Regions from separate parts of the Mus musculus genome. Here regions 1, 3 and 4 are each linked to region 2. Evidence: chromatin loops called from intact Hi-C (ENCODE). Cell type or tissue: heart. All regions are shown on one strand.

Region 1 (5,000 bases), 46 kb after region 2:
ACGAACATACTATATTTAAGTACGTGTTATTTGCAGTTCTTTATAGGTCAGAAATGGTATTTCAGCATTAGTGATTAGCACTATGTGAGAATGCTTCAGTGGTGTGTATAGTTTGGAGATTAAGTAAATCTTTGAATTTCTACTTGTTTCTCAGGACTCCCCTCGTAGTGCATTGAGAGAACAATGGTTTCTATGTAGGTTTTATTACTCTGACTGTCAGTTATATAAAATTATCTATGTTGATATTGTTAAAGAAATACCAATTATGCAAACTAAAAACCTTCCCATATTTAATAGTATTTTAAGATTTATCCTAAACTTACTGTTATAAAAACTATTATTATGAGAGCTGAATTTCTGCCCTGAAGCATTAATAAAATCATTTCAAGAATGGTTTCCTTTTTTTTGTTTTGCTTTAAAATAAATACTGACTAAAAGCTTTTTGTCCCAGAAGGTTTGATGTAACCAACCAGTTAGAGTTGGGAACCTGCTTTGTGTGGAAAAAAAAAAAAAAAAGAAAAGGAAAGAAAAGATATATTGAAATCATCGAGAAGTGTGTAATCATAATGAGAATAAAATTAAGATTTCAAGTTCGGGTTTGATCTGGCTAATGCTTTTGCTAACATTATACGTGCTAAACATTTAAATTGAAAAAAAATGCAGTAATTAAAATACATTTACTCTAAATCTTATAATTTCCAAAATAAATCTATAAAATAATTTTATTAATAAATCTAAAATAGTATATATAAATAGGTATTCGTATTTATTAGGACATTACATAAGGACTAGACAGAGCCTTAACACTAGTTCAGTGATCAGGGTCATTGTATGACTAGTGGAGGTTGGTCGTCCTTTTTAGAGCACTAGTTCCATGCAATGTGTTTGGAGGCTCTGCTGCCTGGCGAGTCTGGAGCGCTCCAGCATGAGCAGGGTCCTTTGTTTCAGTGGGATTCCTGGAGCCCAGAGCTCAGGGCTCAGATGGTGCCTGGTGTGCTGAGCTCTCTCTGAACACTGACACACTCTTCTTGTCCCCTTGTCAGAAGCAGCTGCACCCTGATGAATGGAAGAGTCTAAAGAGCAGACCTAAATGAGGTGGATATTCTTGGCTGCGTAGTGACATAATTCGCTATGAATATGTGACATTTATGCAGAAATTGTGAGGCTAGCTTGAGGTCCTCTGTCATAGCTCTTTGAGGTTTGTCGCTGATAGTTTTTTTTTAATGAGACAGAGGGCCTAATAGGTGCCCTTTAACTTCCCGCCTCCTGTTGAAGTATTGGTTGATGAGTGGAGAGTTTGCTGTTTTTATTGGGTTGCTTTTCATTTCTTCTTTTTTCTTCCTTCTGCAGGAACATCGGAATTTGCCTTTTATGCGGGAACTGAGGTATCTGTTTGCACTTCTTGTTGGTACCAAGAGGAAGTATGTTGATCCGTCCAGAGCAGTTGAGATTCTGAAGGATGCCTTCAAATCCAATGACTCACAGCAGGTAGCTTCCTGGCTCTTCCTGTTTTCACGTAACCTTATAAATCTTCGTCCTCTTTTCCAAGGGTGTCGGCTGAGTTAGGATGGCATTACTAAACTTTAACTTGAAGCCATTGAATCATTGTTTTATTATTGGGGGAAAAATCTAAATTAAGCAAAGAGTGAACAAATTGGAGGTAATAAGATAAGTGTATGGGAGCCGGGCAGTGGTGGTGCACGCCTTTAATCCTAGCACCTGGGAGGCAGAGGCAGGCAGATTTCTGAGTTCGAGGCCAGCCTGGTTCAGAGTGAAGTTCCAGAACAGCCAGGACTACACAGAGAAACCTTGTCTCGAAAAAATAAATAAATAAATAAATAAATAAATAAATAAGTGCATGGGTAATTTGTAGAATGATGGGAGTTGATGAGGAAAACTAATGAACAAAATTAAGAATATTCATATAATTAAAAATTAGTTAAAATTTTATGTGACGGGAGTTTGTGTTGCATGTGTTCTGTGTGTCTGGAGGCTAGAGGTGCACTGGGTCTCCTGGATCCTTACAGATGGTTCAGAGCCACTGTGTAAGTGTTGGGAATCGAATCTGGGTCCTCTGCAAGAGTAGAGAGTACTCAACTTCTGAGTCATCTCTCCAGTTCCATAAGTAGCAAGTTAAACAAACTTGTAATAATCTAGATGTAATAATCTACAATTATATATGATTTTCTTGACCCTGATTTAGCTAATAGAGAGTAGTTTTCTTTAATTACCTATAAAAGATTTTTCTTTGAAAATACTGCTTTATTTTTCTTGTTTTTAATGGTAATATCATAGTCCCTTTTTATTAACATTTGGTATAAACAATGTTTGAGATTTTTTTCTTCTAAAATACAATCAGTATAAACTAGCATTGCTAATTGAAGAGTCTCAGAGACCAAGAACACAAGTAGGAGCACACATCGTTGTAGAAAAGAATAAATATTGAAAAAGATGATAGCACTCAAGTGCTCCAATGAGTACCGCGTTCTGCCTGGAAGTAGTGAGGCTCCTCTGTGCCTGGGGGTAGTGAGGTCCCGCCCTGCCTGGGGGTAGTGAGGCTCCGCCCTGCCTGAGGGTAGTGAGGCCCCGCCCTGCCTGGGGGTAGTGAGGCTCCGCCCTGCCTGGGGGTAGTGAGGCTTTGCCCTGCCTGGGGGGGAGGGGGGGGGAGAGTAGTGAGCTTTGTTACTTGGGTTCATGAAATGGAAGTTTAGAGCAGGATTCATGAAAAATAATGTGTTTATTACCGTTTTCTTTTTTGTTTTTAAATTTTTACCTTGTATATAAAATATATGCGGACACAGAACATTTTCAATTGTGCTGTTTCCTCTTAAAAATTTTCTCCAAACAGCCAAGTGCTCTAAGTATTTTCCAAACCCTTTGGTAGGAACAAACTTATTTCTTCTTACTACAGCAATACTAACACAAGCTAAAATAATTAGAATAGTATTCCCCGATTCCCAAACTGCCAGTTTTAGAACAGTACTTCTGCTTCCAGATGTCTTGTCTTCATTTACCCATTTCTAACTTATTTCTCTAGCCTTCTCTTTGGGAATGGATGGCAGTCCTTTCTAGTTGCTGCTCTGTGTACAAATTAATTTTGCCCAAGCTCACTACCGTTCTTTGCCAGGTTTTCTTCTATATGCTTTCGAAATTTACTTTTTTTCTGCTTTCTACAGAAGCCTCCCATCTTTTTGTCGGTTACCACTTAAAGGTGGAACAGAGGTGGAGCTCTTTCTGGATAGGCAAAGTCCTCAAGAAGATGGCTTGGGCTTTGCTGCTCTGTGCTTGTAAATGCTATAGTGTGTGTGAATGCCTTTCCTTTGGGTGTATAGAATAGTTGTATGGTTGTTGCTTTTTTTTTTTCCCTAGAGGTCTTTAAAAGTAGATGCTTACCAGTTACTTTGGTATAGGTGTGATTTTCTGACATTCACATTAGTGAGTGGATAAAATATGTACTTATATTATTAATATTATGATTAGTTTTTAATTACCTTGGACTTGTTTTACATTCTCCCAGAATATGACATGTCTGGAATGGTGACCCAGTCTTAAGGGCGTGTCTTTGATGAGTGGGTTTCTGTGAATTGTACCCATTGTCCCTTCTCTGCAGCTGACAATGCTTTATGACAGCGAAGACCTCACTTGTTTATCAGAAGGAACTTTGCTAAACCTTTGTAACTGTTACTGTAATTGTAAATTTTAGATTGATTACATAAAAGTACAGGGAATAATTCTTTGCAAGACTCACAATAAATAGAAAATGGTGGTTCTTTTTAGCTACAATCTTCAAGATTAAAATTGTTTAAAAAGGTGAACATTTACAAATCAATTTAAATCTCTAGGCTCAGGAACAATGGGAAATGATTTGCAGACCCAGAGGTCATGGGCTTGGAGTTAAAATGCTTACCAGAGCCGTGCTCTCAGACACAGTGTCCTCCCTGCCTCTGGTCCTGTTCTGGTATTCTTGGCCCAAAAAGGCTAGTTTTGATCTCTGTCTATACTCAAGTGTGTCCTTGTTTCTCTTGTTCTGTGCCCCACATAGATGGCCATCCTTGGATTGGGGGTCACTTAAATCTGAGCTTAAGTCACCATGAGGTGAATTTTGCAAAGCCCCATAATCAGTTAAAGTCACTTTTTGAGGTTCTAAGTGAGTAAAATGTTCTTTTGCTGCCATTTTTCTCAAGGAGATACAACTAGATTTTTGTCCTGACATTAGTCTTGTTTGACTATATAACACTAGAGTGTTAAGAGCAACACTTCCTAGACCTTAAGAGCAACACTTCCTAGACCTTAAGAGCAACACTTAGTAGGTGAAAGAAAGTGTTCATTTCATTGATTCATGTCAGAGTATATAACTAATTATTTTTATAAACTCATTTGTTACATTTGAGTGTGTGTATTTCCTAAAACAGAACCTTGTGGTTATAATACTGTGTCCTGGTTAAATTATGGAAATGCATTGCATTTTATGAGACAGCCACATGACTTTCCTGAGGCGTGACTACCTGGAAGTGTTCATTTACAGCCTCTAGGATCTTTGCTAGTAGGATCAAGTACCAATCAACCTTTTTTTCTTTCCACAGCAAGATGTGAGTGAGTTTACACACAAGTTATTGGACTGGTTGGAAGATGCCTTCCAAATGAAAGCTGAAGAGGAAACGTAAGTCACTGATGTTTACGGATGGTGAAGTGAGTAAGCGACAGTCGTTTTCTTCTCTTGGTACGGTACAAATGTGCAACCGAGAGAGACTTTTGGGAGTCCCAGTATTATCTGTATTATTAAAAGGCTGTTTAGAAGCCGCGGTAACAAGTTTCAGGTGGCTGTCAGTTTCTACTGTCAGGCTTGATGTAAGATTTAAAACTCAACTCCCGAAAGTACTAATCTTGCAGCCTTGTGTTTTTCCTGCATTCGGGATTTCTTGAGGGAGAAGGGGTTAGTTGGGCATAAATTTAAAAATATTTTACTTCATATTAAGTCCTTTCTGTGACCCCGAGGACAG
Region 2 (5,000 bases):
CCTGTCACCGTGGACCTTAAGTCAGTATGCCCTGAGAAATCCTCAGATTATATCATGAGTAAACACTTGATTTGTATTTCATATAATTTTTCACCGAATATCAATCATGTAATGTAGTAGGGTACGAGTTCATATGCAATATTCTGTGACTCTACAGTTCCAGCTACCAGGTCTTTCAAAGCCTCTAAATACACGACAAAGGTCTAAATACATGAGCAGCAAAGCTGACAGATACGCAAATTCTCAAAAACGGGCTTTTGTACTAATTTATGTTAATTCACAAATTTCTGCTCTCCAATTATTCCAATTACAATCTTTTTAAAAAAGAAACACATATAAGTTAACCTACAAATAAGTTATCTCAAAATCATATACTTGGACAATTGACAGTGTGCCAAAAATCATTGAATGAGTAAGAAATCTTCAGAAATGAGCTGGAAATTAAATCTCTAGGTGGGCTATTAAACTTTTATCTACTAGGTAGGTACTAAAGATTTTAAAACTAAGACTAAATAATGAAACTCTGGGGAATTATTGTACTACCAAATTCCTGAAGTTAAAGTTGAATATCTGGCAATAGATTTAAAAAAAAACCATTGTAATAGTTTTTTCACATTAATTTTTAACTTTTTAAAAGCAGTGGTCCTGAAGATCAAATGTGTAGCTATGTGCTTCCATGCTTACTACTAGTGAGCAGTATCTCAAATCTCAGGTAATTTTTGTACTTTTGAATGGAAGAAAATGACCTTGTAAAACTCTCTCCCCTGTGGAGAATCACAAAGCTACTCTGTGAATGAGAAGTTACAGCGCTGAGGTCTCTAACTGTGGAAACGTAGCTCTGAGGTCCATTCTCAGACACGTGCTCTCCGGGTCTGTGTTCTCATAAACAGCATGTGCTCTGGAATTCTTGCAGTATCCATAAAATTCCTCACCTCCAATCATTTCACAACCTTTGTAGTCAAGGATTTAGGACCATGAATGAAGTCAAAATTTAAAATTTGTCAAACGAACATGACAAATACAAGGAAGGAATCACAAAAGAGGGTTGAAGACATCCCAAAGGAAGATTAGATGTGGTTATAAAGTACAAAGAGTTATTACAAGACTTTTTCCGAGTTATTATGATGATATAAGACCTGGTATTTCTTGGATTCTTTACCAAGCCTGCTTTTCTTGCCGTGGATTAAATTACAGTCTAACTTGTATGTGCACTGTATTATTGTATTTGTAACCCTGTGCTCATTAATCTACCCTCCCCTGGGTCTCGGTCTTACTCTGTCCCTAGTTTAGCTGGTGCAATTGAAGATATTTTACTTCCAGGTTTCTTACTTACTGTTAGGCTTTTCCTCCAATTCCGTTTACAGTAGACTATTCCACATACGGTAGTTAATCGTTTGTTTAATTTGGCAACAGGGATATTAGAATTATGCATCATCTAGGCAGTGATTCTTTCATAATGTTGTTTGCCTTATGTCTATTCATTTAGATTCTCTTCAGTAAATAAACCTTAAATCCCCAGTCTAGCAGTGACTGTCACACATTCCAGTGCATGAAATAAACACAGAATGTCAGTCCTGATGTATGTAACGAATAGTTGAGAAAAGTACAGTCCAGAAGGACTTCTAACAGCGTTCTGCTTATTTGACTTTTTTCTTCCAGCAGGTTCATGGCTTGTGAAATTCCTAGAAAGGCTTGGGTGACATAGGAAATAGCTGGAGTTCTGGGCCCGCCCAGGTTTTGGGACATTACAGGTATGGAAGGACGTTGATTGTTTTGGAGACCGTTAGACAGGAAGGTGATCTGGTATACCGTCCTATGGCTCTAGCCTCGACTGGGGGTCGGGGGGTCGCAATGTCAGAGTTTAGCAAGAGCCTTAAATGGTGCACAGTAACCTGCAGGATGGGCGGTTCTGGCCGTCCAGCCCGCGCGCTGAGAGGAGCTTAGACGGAGGGCGGGGCCCACCAGGGGGCGGGGCAGCAACACAGCCCCTCCTTCCGCTCCCGCGGGTCACAATGTAGGGTTAGGACGGGTGGGGCGGGGCAGAGCGGGGGCGGGGCAGGAGGGCGGGGCGGGGGCGGTGACCGCGGCGAGGGAGGGGCTGGAGGCGGAGTCGCGGCGGCCGGAGGACAGCGCCATTCCGGGTGGCCGCTCCCTCCGTCCGCTTGCCGCCGGCCCGCAGTGGTCCCCCCGGAGCGGTCAGGCGAAGCTGAGTGCGAACGCGTGACGCGGCCCGGCTTGATCGTGCTCTCCGTCGCCTGCGCCCATGGGCCGGGCCGCCGCGGCTCAGCGGCGCTGAGGATCGGGGCGCAGAGGACCTGAGGCGGCCGCGGTGGCGCTCTCCGGTAGCGTCTCGCCGCTTGCCCGCGGGGCCCGCGTTCGCCCGCCGCCATCGCCTTCGCGCCCGGCTGGCGGGGGCGCCGTCCTCCCGGGCCGTCCGCGTCGCTGCCCCGGGCCCGGTAGAGCGCGACAGGCGGGGCCGCCGCGGGGGCCATGACCGTGGAGCAGAATGTGCTGCAGCAGAGCGCGGCGCAGAAGGTGAGGCGCGGGCTGGTCGCCGCTCCTCGACGGGCCGCGTGGCCTCCCGGCCGGCCGGGCCACTCCGGGAGCGTCGCGCTCGGTCCCGCGGGGCTGCGTGCGGAGCGGGGTGTGCAGTAGTGAGAGGCTTCGCGTCCACTCCCTTCTGCGGATTGCTCTCCCAGAACCGACGGCGCCGCGTCCCCAGAGTGACCCCCGCATTCCTCCAGTACTCACTCTGCCAGGCTTTGTAATTAAACTTTCTTCTCCTTCGCTTCCTTTTCCAGTCCCTTTTCTTCTGCAAGAATGTCACTTGTCACCCCTTTTGGACAGTTTCTCTTTCGGAGGTCTTATTGTGCCAGGCCTGCTGTTCTGGGGAAAAAAAAACCGGACCTCCCCAAAACGAATTACCTGTCTTCCAGGGCAGGTACATCGCATCGACCCAGGGTGGAATCTGTACAAGTAGAGTGTTTGGTTGGTTATTCTTTCTTTTCTTTATTTTATTCTCTCTTGGATCTAGAAAGTATCTCGCGCGTAAGGAGACCTTTATGGCTGTTACTCAAATCTTTTGTCCCCTAAGTTTGACCTTGCTCTCTTGTTCGTTCTTTACTCTAGCATCAGTTTCACGCAGAGTTAGGGGGGTCATCACATATTGTTTCTCGAACAGTATCTTGCTAGTTCTAGGTTTTACTTTAAGAATCTTTAAAAGCTCCAGCATAGCTTGCTCCATGTCCTGAAGAGCAGACGGTCATTACTTGTTCTGCCCTCCCCCCTCCCCCCTTATTGGTGTGAAAAGCATTTTGAGCACCGGGGAAATGTTGGCTTAGTTGAATTCTAATTGTAGGAGCAATTAGGTATACAGTGAACAGCCAGAGCCTCCTTTGGCTCATCGGTGTGAGTAATGGATGCCACACCCTGCTGTAGTTTTGACACTAGGTACTTGCTGTAAAGCCTACCTGTGCTTGTCTTTAAAGTGAGGCCTGTTGTACTAAAAAATAGACCAATACCTTCAAACAGCCCCCCCCCCCCGTTTTTTTCTTTTTGTCATTAAAATAGTTTTAGCATTTTATGTTCCTTGAGATAACCAAAGATGTCAGAGAATGTTGGAAAGTAGGGATAGTGCATTGTTATTTTAGACACTTTGGTTAAAGTTGGTTTTGGAGCCTATTTTAGTCTATGCTTCTTGCACATTGAGACGATTATGGTGAACTGTGATGTAGTTTGTAATGTGGCAGAAGAATTCAAGACTGAATAACAATAACGAAGAAAACAGTTGGCCTCCCAATTCTGTATGTTGTTCCTAGAACACTATAATCTTTAGATGTTGATGTTGAATGTGTGCTGTAGTTTTGGTTGGAAGGTCATGGGATCTTTGGCATGTTAAGCAATAGGCTCAGTAGCATTTTCTTTATACTCATTTTGCATTTTAAAACGTCTTTATCTCAAAGTGGGAAAAGTTGCTGTCTTTTTTGCTTCTCTTAAACTTCAAGATTGCAAGGACTTTATGGGTTTTGTCTTTCGTTTTGACTAAACCACTTCTTTGCATAGTCAGATAACTACCTTGATGGCTCAGAACTGTATACATAAGTCTGTAGAATCAAGAATCAAATTACTGAAAGTTAACTTTGTTTTCTAGTCCAATATTCATGCTTAATAAGCCTCCTCTCCCCTAAGAGAATATTCTCTAATTCAAAATATTAACATTGTGATGCTGTTTTTAGCATGTGTTGAGTATGTTAAATCATTTCACTGATAATTGGTGAATGCTTTTAGAGCAACATCATATATTTTTGTACACCCAGAATATTTACTTTTAATGGTGTTGGGGACTGAACCTAGGGCCTCATCATGCTAGCCAAGAACTCTACCAACTGAACTACATTTGTAGTTTTTTAAATGTGTTCCTTTGCCTTGTTAATACACTGTTATTTTGTGACCAGTATTAGAACAGGGCCAAACAGTATGGTTTTAAATTCTTTTGAAACAATGTAACTCAAAGTTGAAGTTTTAAAATGACGCTAGAAACTAGGGCTAGGACTTTGCCTTAAGAAGTAGGAAGTGAACTCTATACTTAAGAAACAAAAGTGAAACTAATTTCACTTAGAAGCTTCAAAGACTGTCAGGGAAAGGAAGGGCTATCAGGAGCAGGCTGCTGTGTAGATAGAATTTTTGCAGTTTTCTTTTCTTTTCTTTTTTTTTTCTCCTCTCTAAAAAGTGTGCAGATCTGTTGACAAATTTTAAGTAAATGGCCATTATAGTTGTTGAAATGATTTTCTGTTTTCAAGATTTTTCTTCCTTTTTATTGTAAAGAGCTGTAAGATTAGTATCTTTTTAAAGCAACAGTACACAAAACTTTGTGTTTCTTTTCTTTCTTTTTTCTTTTTTCTTTTCTTTTCTTTTCTTTTTTTTTAAATCTAAGTAAGGTGCAACAATGTAATTCGAAGGGGCAGTGTCTTCCCTTCCTGTAGTCTCTGCTTAATTCCTGA
Region 3 (5,000 bases), 1.2 Mb before region 2:
TACACCCAACGAACACCCAACCATTCAACTGAAGTAGGAGACCCCTATGGAGGAATCAGAGGAAGGGTTGAAGAAGCTGAAGGGGAGGGCGACTCCATAGGAAGACCAGCAGTCTCAACTGACCCGGATCCCTGGGAGCTCCCAGAGACTGAGCTACCAACCAAGACCATACTGGGCTGGACTGAGGGCCCTGGCACATACATAGCAGAAGACTGCCTGGTCTCGCCTCAGTGGGAGAAGATGCACCTAATCCTCCAGAGACTTGAGGCCCCAGGGAAGGGGGAGGCCTGGTGTGGGGTGAGCAAGGGGAAGAGGGAATGGGTTGAGGAACTGTTGGGAGGGGGGACCAGGAAGGGGGTAAGGTCTGGAATGTAAATAAATAAAATAACTATTAAAAAAAAACCCACACATATATATCCAACTCAAAATTCCATAAGGCAGGCAATTTCTAACAGACACAAAGATATATATATATATATGTGTGTGTGTGTGTGTGTGTGTGTGTGTGTATACATATATCTACACATACATATATATACACATACATGCACACATATATATACACACACATATACGCATATATATGTATATGTATATATATATACTGAACTTCAAAAATTAGTGTGACACTAGCAAAGTATAAGAGGTAGTGCTGAGATAGAGTAACTCTGTAATAAAATAGCAGTTCCACAGCCATTAAAGCTAGTGAGGTACATGCACTACATGTGTGTAACATACTGACACACTTCAAATAAGCCAGAAAGCACGACAGCAAGTGTACAAATGTTGTACGCATACAAAATGTACACACATAGAGAATACCTATTCACAGTCCACGGGGCTTCAGCATCCTTCCTAAAATGTCTTGAGAGAACTAACTGGAACTGTGATGATGGCGGGATGAGTGCACAGCAAGGCCCCATATCCTGACCTGGTAGCACCAGGAAGTCACTGAACTGATCCACCCTGCAGCTGCTGTGGGATTTCTCACTGAGAGAATACAATTCCCTGACACATAATTCAAACAGCACCGTTAAATCAAATGGACGCAGAGTGTAGATTAGTTTCCTACCTTAAATGGGTATCTGCCAACTTCAGCCTCCAGCTCCTCCGGGGTGAAGATCTTCCCGATGAACCGTTTGGCATCATAGATTGTGTTTTGAGGATTTGAATCAGCCAGCTCTAGGCTCTCATAGCCCACATACACATCACCGTCCGTGAAGGACACCATGCTGGGGATGCTGATATGCCCGTTTTCATCTGGAATCACCTTCACTTTTCCTGTCCCGGGAAAAAATACACCAACCGAACAGTAGGTGGTACCCAGGTCAATGCCAATCACTTTTGGCGTAGGCAATGGTAAATACTGTTGTGCCAAGTAGCCCGCCAAGAGGAGAGTCAAAACAGCTGAACCTGCAAAAGGTAAAAAGATAAGTTTTTATGAAGCTACCACCATATACTGTACCTATAGCAACATCTTCTTAGTAGCACTTTTAAAACAAAACATAAAATATTTCACTTTATAGGATTATTAGCTACTTCTTTTGGACATCAAGTTTTTAACATTCCATCGGGGTACAATTAAAAACAAAGGAGAAAAAAAAAACCCTCAAAAACCAAAAGCCCTCACAAATGTATTTTTGTATAATCCGTTACATGATAATAAAGGAATAAAATGTAAAGATATTTAAATAACCATTATGCTGTTGTTGAATGAAAATATCACAAATGTGAAACTAAAGCTAAATACAATCCAGTTTTCTTGGATTATTGCTATTTAGATTGATAGCTTCATAAACAGTTTTTACCTGTTATTACTAAAATGAAATGCCATTATGAAATTCCCACAGAGACAGCTTTGGTATGTAAGTCTAACCTGTTTGGTTATCGTCTTTACCCATTCAAAAGGATAAAATACGTAAGTTGGATATGTTGATCTGAAAACTGCTTAGGCACTACTGTTACCTCATAGAGTCCAGAAGAGATTTTGCATATATAAGCATTCATTAAGGATATACTTTTCAAAATAGATATTAGGGAAGAAGTATGCAAGTGCTAACCCTGATAGCAACAATATGTAAACTTCCCGAAGGCAAGTTCTAGTCACCATTGAATAGTACGGCCCATGAAGAGCAGAGGCTCAGCAAATATTTAAGGGAAAAGATCATATAGAAACATCAGGCATATTGTACACAAAAGCGAATAAGAACATCACTTTGAGTTTAGAATTAATATCTGATTTGGTTTCACTAGTCTGCGTAATACACCTGTCCCCACTCAAACCCATAATGTCACTCGGTAGTGCTGTTGGTAATTGCTAGCTCCTTCAAATCAACGCCTGGCACATCATAGCAGACCAAGAACCTATCCACTTGTCTCTTCCCACCTACAGACAAATCTCAAAAGCATCTCAGCGTTTGGCAAGGGAATGTTGATTCCCAATCGGTATGTTCAAAAGAGAATCCATCTAAGAATGCACAGGGACTTGAATCCCTCCCAATTCCGCATCCCGAGTGAAGCCAAGAGTCTTCAATCTCGAGATCCCCTTCTTATTCACAGTGGGTTCTCGCACAGAGAACCGATTTCGGCTACCCATTCAAGACCGAGGTCGTTAGCATTCCTAGGCCCTCGTCTCTCAGACCTGTGGCTGGTGGCACGACCCCAAGAGGCCTCCGGCAAGTCAGACCCCCGACTCCAGACGCCCCGCCCCCACCAGCTCCAAACAGCCTTAGCCCCCTTTTCAGGCTCCCTTCGGCTGCGTGACCTGTGATTCAGAGAGTGAGACAACCAACCCTTGCCCACCCAGACCTCGTCGAACTTCCCCGTCGACTTCCATAGTTGCAGGGACCCCTGAGATACTGACCTAAGATCGTCATCTCTCCGGCCATCAGTCCCGCCGAACAGGCAGAAGGATGACTGTACCGATGGGAGGCACCGCCCCCTAGTCGCCGGCTGTCGCGCAGCCTCCTGGGAAATGTAGTCCGTCGGCTCCGAATTAGCCGGAGGAACTACGATTTCCACCACAGCAATGACTCCATCTACCATGAGGCCGCGGGGCGGATTTTACTCAGGCCAGTGAGGGAAGACTCGGCCTCCCCACGCACGAAGGCCCAACAAACCAGGCTTTGTTGTGGGAGCAGCGTCTGGGAAAGGCCAGAGTTTGTCATTCATCAAACCCAAAACGCTGCGAGCTTACTCGCGGTTAAAAAAAAAAAAAAAAAAAAAAAAAAAAAGTCCCTGTAGCCCCGCCTCACCGCGTTGTATTGTGGGAACTGCAGTTCTGGACTGTCCAGAGCTTGGAAGGCATAAAGAGGATAAAACCAATTAAGATTCCGAGGTGGGTTGCGTTGCCAGGCAGGCGGGGAATTCAAACTTCCGGTTTTTTTGTTTGTTTGTTTTTGTTTTTTGTTTCGTTTTGTTGTTCAGCCTCTTTTTTAAGGTTTATGCGTCTTTGGTCGAAATCAAGATTCTAGATAGACTTCTCCTAAGCCCTCCGAAGTCCCCTTAGCATTCCACAGTGGGGCAGTCCTACCGGAGACCCCACCTCTGGTGTACCTGTTCGTTGCTTTGCAAATATCCTTGCAGTCATTAAATGCAATGCCAGCCCGATGCTGTTGGCAGTAAATTATTTCACGGGCTCGTCAGGAATGAAGTTTGTCCAGGACCGCATGGTTTATCCAAGATATTTTCAAATCTAATATTAACATTCACATATGCTATTACCAACTAATATGGAAAGATACATTCTACTTTTCGTTTTAATTATGTCATAAATGGCCAGAATTGTCTTCCTGGACAGGTCCGTCCTTTCACGTGTTGACTATCCGATCACTTTTCCCCTGGCGCCATAAGACACGTTAGCAAAGCAATTTGAAGAAGACAAGATTTATTTTGGCTCAAAGTTCAATGGTACAGTTCCTCATAGCAAGGAAGTCACGGAGGCAAGACCTTTTAACCAGCTGTCCCCATTGCACCCAGTCAGGAAGCAGAGACAGGAAACGAAGGCATCTCTCTCTCTCTCTCTCTCTCTCTCTCTCTCTCTCTCTAATTCAGCCTTGAACCTGCTGGATGTCGGAATAGCAGTGCTCATAGTTAGGCGAAGTCTTTTCGCCTCAATTAATCAGGTCAGAAACGCCCTCATATACATACCCGGAAGTTTACTTCCATGATGATTCTGAATCCCAGCAAGACGAAAAGATTAACCACAATTATTGAGGGGGAGGATACAGGTGGTTTTTAGTATATAAAACATGATGTTTTCCCCTCACTGTTTAATATTTGATACGACTTAAGGACTCCTGGACGTGACTTTACTGTTGGGAAAGTTCATGAACACTTAAGGTCCTAGAAACTTAAATGTGCTTCTCTGGCTAGGTGCAAATCAATAGTCCTAATTGGCGACAGGTCTACTAGTTGTGGGAAAGAACCTCTACTGGCTTTCCACTTGCGTAAAATCTTGTATCTTTTAAGTTTCTAGCTATCTATGTACTTTATCTATGATAGGTTGGTCTATGTCTATCTGTCTACCTACCTATCTACAGATAGATATTATCACACATACATATATAATGATTTTATATCTGAATTATGGCTAACAGAGACCCATTATAATACACTTTAGTGTTTTTAAATACTTTGTCATGTGAAAAATGAAAAGCATGTGGATATATGACTACTATTCGCCAAAGTTCTTAGGAAGAATGAAGAAAGCATAATTCAAACATCCAACTGATGATTTTGATGGGTAATGATAATTTTAATAAATGTTATCGAACAGTTACTGTGTGCTTAGCACAGTGGTAACCATTGGCATCAATAAAGGATAGAGAGAAGGCAATCAGAAATTTAATTCAACATGCTGTGAGACATAGAAATAATATGATCACTGGGAAGGAGCAAGACTGGAGAAACCTATATAGTTTTACCTTGAAGAGAACTTCCAGTATTTTAGAGCTGTTTTTTTTTTTGTTTTGTTTTTGTTTTTGTTTTTGTTTTTTTAA
Region 4 (5,000 bases), 1.4 Mb after region 2:
TTTTGGAGTCGTCCCCCCCCCCAAAAAAAAGGTTAAACAGCAATGACATTTCCAGTAATTCTATCAGCTATGAGCCCAGGAATTCTAAAATATATGTTCAAGAAAGAAAGAAAGAGGGAGGGAGGGAAGGAGGGAAGGAGGGAAGGAGGGAAGGAGGGAAGGAAGGAAGGAAGGAAGGAAGGAAGGAAGGAAGGAAGGTAGGTCCTTGTCAACATTATTCATGACAAAGTAGAAATACTCCAAATATCCCCCAAATGCTGACTGGACACATAAAGTATGGCTTACACGTACAACAGAACTGGTAATTACAATAAACGAAGCACTAACACGTGCTATAACACAGCAAGCAGAGGTAACAAACAATACCACACTAAAATTTCCGCCATATATACAACTGTCCAGAGCAGGGGAGTCTATACAGGCAGAAAATAGACTGGGTGGCCTACAGGCAGGAGGAGCAGAGGAGCAGGAGACAAGAGTCTAGGGAGTCCAAGGTTCTTTTTCTGCTGAGATAAAACTATTACTCTTGAATAAAATTGTTACACATTGAAAGTTTTTCAGCATTGAAGCTTTTTATACATATTCTTTCAGGTATAGGTATATTTTCCTAAAGAGCTAAAACAAGAAATAGTGAGCATTAAAGTGCATTAAGCAGAGCATCAATTCAGGATCACTCACAGAAAAATTAAATGAAATAATCAGTTACATTCTGGAGCTGCATCAAAGGACTCTTAAAAATAGAAAATCTGATTGATCATTGATTAATCCAGAAAGGCTGATCAGGCGTTCTTTTGAATATGTGTGTGTGTGTATATATGTATGCTTTGAGATGAGCTCATTCACTTGGCTGAATGGAACTTGGAGATATTCTGATCCAACATTTACTAAGTAACGTCATCTTTCTGGGCGCCAATGTCGGGCCCTAATGTATTGACTATACAGTGAACTAGCTTAACAACAGTCTGGCAGTCTGGTCTTATAAATTAAAAAAAAAAAAAAAAAGATGAAAGAGAAAAAAGAAACACCGGTTTTTAAAGATTTACTAAAACTGCTCTCTTAAGTTTCTTGTCTAATGTGATTTTTACTCTGCGTGCAAATGCAAACGAGGGTCCTCAGAGTGAAGGAAATTCTATATAGTATCTGAGATTTGTCCTGGCAGCCCTACTCACTCGGATCCTAGACGGAAAACACCCAAACGTTCCTCTTGGATGCTTAGAATGCCTAATACACCCTCTACTGCTATGGTCAGCCGGTAGATAGAATCCTCACACACCAGTGGTGGGCACATAGAACTTCAGTCTACTACAACTGCTGTGCCACCTCCCTCCTCCTGCAGTGTGAGGCCTCTTCCGCTCTCCGAAGCTTCCTTTATACTTCATGTATAGCACCTTGTGATGGACCAGCAAAACCCACTGAAACTGAATACACAACTTGGGCGAGGATGTCGCAGATGGAGCCGCATACGCTCCACTCCAAACAAGATAGAAGACTCACACTAGAGAAATGTAATGATTCCTAGACCCCTCTCATTCACCAACTGGGCCAGTACGTGCTACCTAACAGTTTGGGGGATTTGCTTTTTGTTTCCTCAACTTCATATTAAAAAAAATAAATAAATAAAATAAAATTAAGGAAGGAAAGAACCACTTAGCGGTTGCTTTTTGGTTTGTAACAGAAGATGAGTCATACGGACTTATTTATTTTTCTGTTTGAAGGAATGGAATAGCTTAAGAATTAACCCCCTCTTATCAGTGTTCCAGAAGTACCAAAGGCACAGAGAAAGGTCTAAACCTCGGGGGAGGGTGTGTGGGGGGTGTGAATACCACCGGGGACCGGGGGTGGGGGATTAGACCTTAGGCGCCTAGTGCCACCCACACTGTCCCCCAAAGCTCCCATTTTAAACACCGCTTGGTGACGTCACCCCAGGACGTCGTCACCGCGGCGGCTGCTCCTCAAGTTCTACTTTGTTCCACGAGCTCGGCCTTCTAGGAGTTTCTAACTTTGCAGTCTCCCCACCCCCCACCCCCCCCAACCCCTCCCCAGTAACGAAAAAGCCACTCGCAGTTTCTAGAAACCACAACTTCTCCAGGTGGACGCTGCCGAGGTGGAGGGGACGGCAAGCGTGGTCGCGCCGAGAGGCCCTGACCGCCCCGGGCGGCTTTGGCCAGCGGGATCCAGATGCAGCCGGATCGGGCTCCCCTCCCAGCCCGGCGCGGGTGGAGAGAGCCCCCCACGCGCTCCGAGTGGACGGCCTGCGCGCCGCGTCTAACCTGTGCAAACAAACCGGCTTGCCCCTGCCCGCCCGCTGTCGCCTCCCCGGGGGCGGCAGGCGACGTGGCACGCGCCGGAGGAGGCGTCCCAACCCCACCGAGGACCCGCCGCCGCTCCCCTCCGCGCCGCGCATCCCTCGGCCGCTCCGCTTTCGACGTGGCGGCGGGCGCGTCCCAACCTCCCTCCGCCGCGATGCCCGGGGGTCCCCGCCGCGTCCCCTTATGCCAGGCCTGCCCTCCTCACTGCCACCGCGTCCCCGACTCCGACCCCCGGCGGGCTCTCCTCACCGCCGCCGCCGCCGCTCCGGGGGCTGCACCCTCGCCGGGTGCGACCGCGTCCCGTGGCCGGGGAGCCGAGCGCGAGCGCCGCTGCTGCGTCGTCGGGCCGCCGCCGCCGCCGCTGAGCGCGCGCCGACCAGACTGGCGGGCGGCGGAGCGCGCGGCCGACAGGGCGAACGCAGTCCCGACGCGGCCCACGGGGGGCTCGAGGCCCGGAAGAAGGGAGGGGCGATGACTAGGAGAGGCCCGGCGCCGCGAAGAACCAATCCGCGCGCCCTGGGGGCGGGGCTTCCCTCGGGCCCGCCCCCCTCCACCGGTGCGCGTGGCCGGCTCCTGCCTCCGGCCGCGCGCAGAGCCTGGGCTCCGACGGCCGTGCTGGCACGAGGTCGCAGTGCCTCCTGCGCGAGCCCCGAGGGCCTTGCCTCCCTCAGTGGGGTGGGCAGGACGCTTCCTCTTGGCTCTTCGGCCACTCCTCCCCACGCGGGGCTCTCTCCCTTGGATCCGCCCGCCTCTCTGCTGCCTGAGGGCAAGTTCAATCCGGATTCTGCTTTGATGGGCTCTCCCCCTCCTACCCACCTCTGCACGAAGCGGCTGCGGAGGGGAGCTTGGCACTGAGGGCTTGCCAAGTCCCTCCGGTCGTGAGGTCACTAGCTGCCTCCCTGTACGTGAGATGGCTTGGGTAAAACTCTTACCTGGACACTTGGCTGGCAGAGCTCGTGCCTCCATGTGACCGTGGCAGCCTCCTGTTGAGTACGGGGTGTCTCTGCCAGCACTGATGGCCCAATGGATGAGTGGAGTGGCCAGGCTTTGTATTTCTCAGATACTTCTAACTCAAGGACTTGGGGGGGAGGGGTAGCTTTTAAGCCTTGACTAAACACATAAGAAGAGGGAAGATAAACTTTCCGAAGAAAGGCCCATCTTTCCGTCCCTTAGGCTGAACTGGCAGCTAGGTGTTAGTGTTGTGAAAGCAGCTGATAAGTCAGACAGGCCGGAAAAACACAAGACACTCATTAAAAGAGAATTTAAAAATGCAGATTACCATTGTTTTTTTTTTCATTACTTATTTTCTTCATTTACATTTCCAATGCTACCCCATAAGTCCCCCAAACCCTCCCTCCCCCCACTCCCACTTCTTGGCCCTGGTGTTCCCCTGTACAGAGGCATATAAAGTTTGCAAGACTCTTTCTCTTTCCAGTGATGGCCGACTAGGTCATCTTCTGCTACATATGCAGCTAGAGACCAGCTGAGGGGTGGGGGGTGGGGGGCTCCTGGTTAGTTCATATTGTTCCACCTATAGGGTTGCAGATCCCTTTAGCTCCTTGGGTACTTTCTCTAGCTCCTCCATTGGGAGCCCTGTGATCCATCCAATAGCTGACTGTGAGCCTCCACTTCTGTGTTTGCTAGGCCGGGGCATAGCCTCGCAAGAGACAGCTATATCAGGGTCCTTTCAGCAACATCTTCCTAGTGTATGCAATGGTGTCTGCGTTTGGAGGCTGATTATGGGATGGATCCCCGGGTATGGCAGTCTCTAGATGGTCCATCCTTTCGTCTCAGCTCCAAACTTTGTCTCTGTAACTCCTTCCATGGGTGTTTTGGTCCCAATTCTAAGAAAGAGCAAAGTGTCCACACTTTCGTCTTCGTTCTTCTTGAGTTTCATGTGTTTTGCAAATTGTATCTTGTATCTTGGGTATTCTAAGTTTCTGGGCTAATATCCACTTATCAGTGAGTACATATCATGTGAGTTCTTTTGTGATTGGGTTACCTCACTCAGGATGATGCCCTCCAGGTCCATCCATTTGCCTAGGAATTTCATAAATTCATTCCAAGAACTAATTGTTAAAGCTTTATTTAGACTATGTTGGTGATTATAGCCTTGTGAGCCTCAAAAATAATAATTTTTTACCAGAAGTATAAAACCCTCAAACCATTATAAAACTAGTGTGCTATGCCTCTATTTTGTGAGAAGCACTTCTACTATTGTGAAACTAAAGCTATTTCTCAATTTAAAGGGGGTGCTGTCATATACATCCGTGGGACTATTCCCGGAGATGTGCTTTCGTTTAAAACAAATAATCACATTGACGTTGTTTTACTGCTAACAGCTCTTAACTCTACAGTTTCACAAAATAGGTAGTTACAAACATTTTTAACTGCCAGGAAATTTCAAAATCTCATGACTAATGTTCTATGTAATTTTTTTCTTTGTTTGCTTTTTTTGAGATAGGGTTTCTCTGTGTAGCCCTGGCTGTGCTGGAATTCACTCTGTAGATCAGTCTGGCTTCGAAACTCATTGAGATCTGCCTGCCTCTGCTTCTCAATGCTGGGATTAAAAGCGTGTGCTGCCACCACACTGTGATGGCTCAGTGAATTAAGATGGCTCGCATGCCCAGTTAGGATCCCTGTGATAATAATTAATCATTATTAATCTATGGTTATATATAACACTGTGGT

Evidence for each region. Peaks named below come from ENCODE experiments on the same cell type or tissue, not always from the same donor. Only the 100,000 strongest peaks of a DNase experiment are listed, where the experiment ranks them.
Region 1: it touches region 2 in a loop (2.0-fold over the local background); 6 of 42 quality-filtered maps call a loop at or near these places.
Region 3: it touches region 2 in a loop (6-fold over the local background); 6 of 42 quality-filtered maps call a loop at or near these places.
Region 4: it touches region 2 in a loop (2.8-fold over the local background); 3 of 42 quality-filtered maps call a loop at or near these places.

The regions. Positions count from the first base shown.
Region 1 is chr16:77,057,813-77,062,812 of GRCm38, forward strand. It overlaps Usp25 (ubiquitin specific peptidase 25), which reads left to right. Exons shown (of 24, transcript NM_013918.2): 7 at 1,351-1,488; 8 at 4,584-4,660. Among named protein-coding and RNA genes, the nearest start is that of Usp25, 46 kb to the left of the region's middle. In heart, no CTCF peak of the experiment used is centred here; a DNase peak (open chromatin) is centred at 2,569.
Region 2 is chr16:77,011,606-77,016,605 of GRCm38, forward strand. Usp25 (ubiquitin specific peptidase 25) reads left to right here and starts at 2,464. Exons shown (of 24, transcript NM_013918.2): 1 at 2,464-2,535. The coding sequence starts at 2,491. In heart, CTCF peaks have their summits at 1,982 (motif pointing right) and 2,211; a DNase peak (open chromatin) is centred at 1,976; H3K4me3 peaks cover 2,983 bases; H3K27ac peaks cover 1,840 bases.
Region 3 is chr16:75,763,872-75,768,871 of GRCm38, forward strand. Hspa13 (heat shock protein 70 family, member 13) reads right to left here and starts at 2,947. Exons shown (of 5, transcript NM_030201.3): 1 at 2,864-2,947; 2 at 1,073-1,413. The coding sequence starts at 2,888. In heart, CTCF peaks have their summits at 2,963 and 3,162; a DNase peak (open chromatin) is centred at 3,040; H3K4me3 peaks cover 2,266 bases; H3K27ac peaks cover 1,923 bases.
Region 4 is chr16:78,374,043-78,379,042 of GRCm38, forward strand. It overlaps Btg3 (BTG anti-proliferation factor 3), which reads right to left and starts at 2,768. Exons shown (of 5, transcript NM_009770.3): 1 at 2,559-2,768. In heart, no CTCF peak of the experiment used is centred here; DNase peaks (open chromatin) are centred at 1,919, 2,069 and 2,849; H3K4me3 peaks cover 2,525 bases; H3K27ac peaks cover 2,329 bases.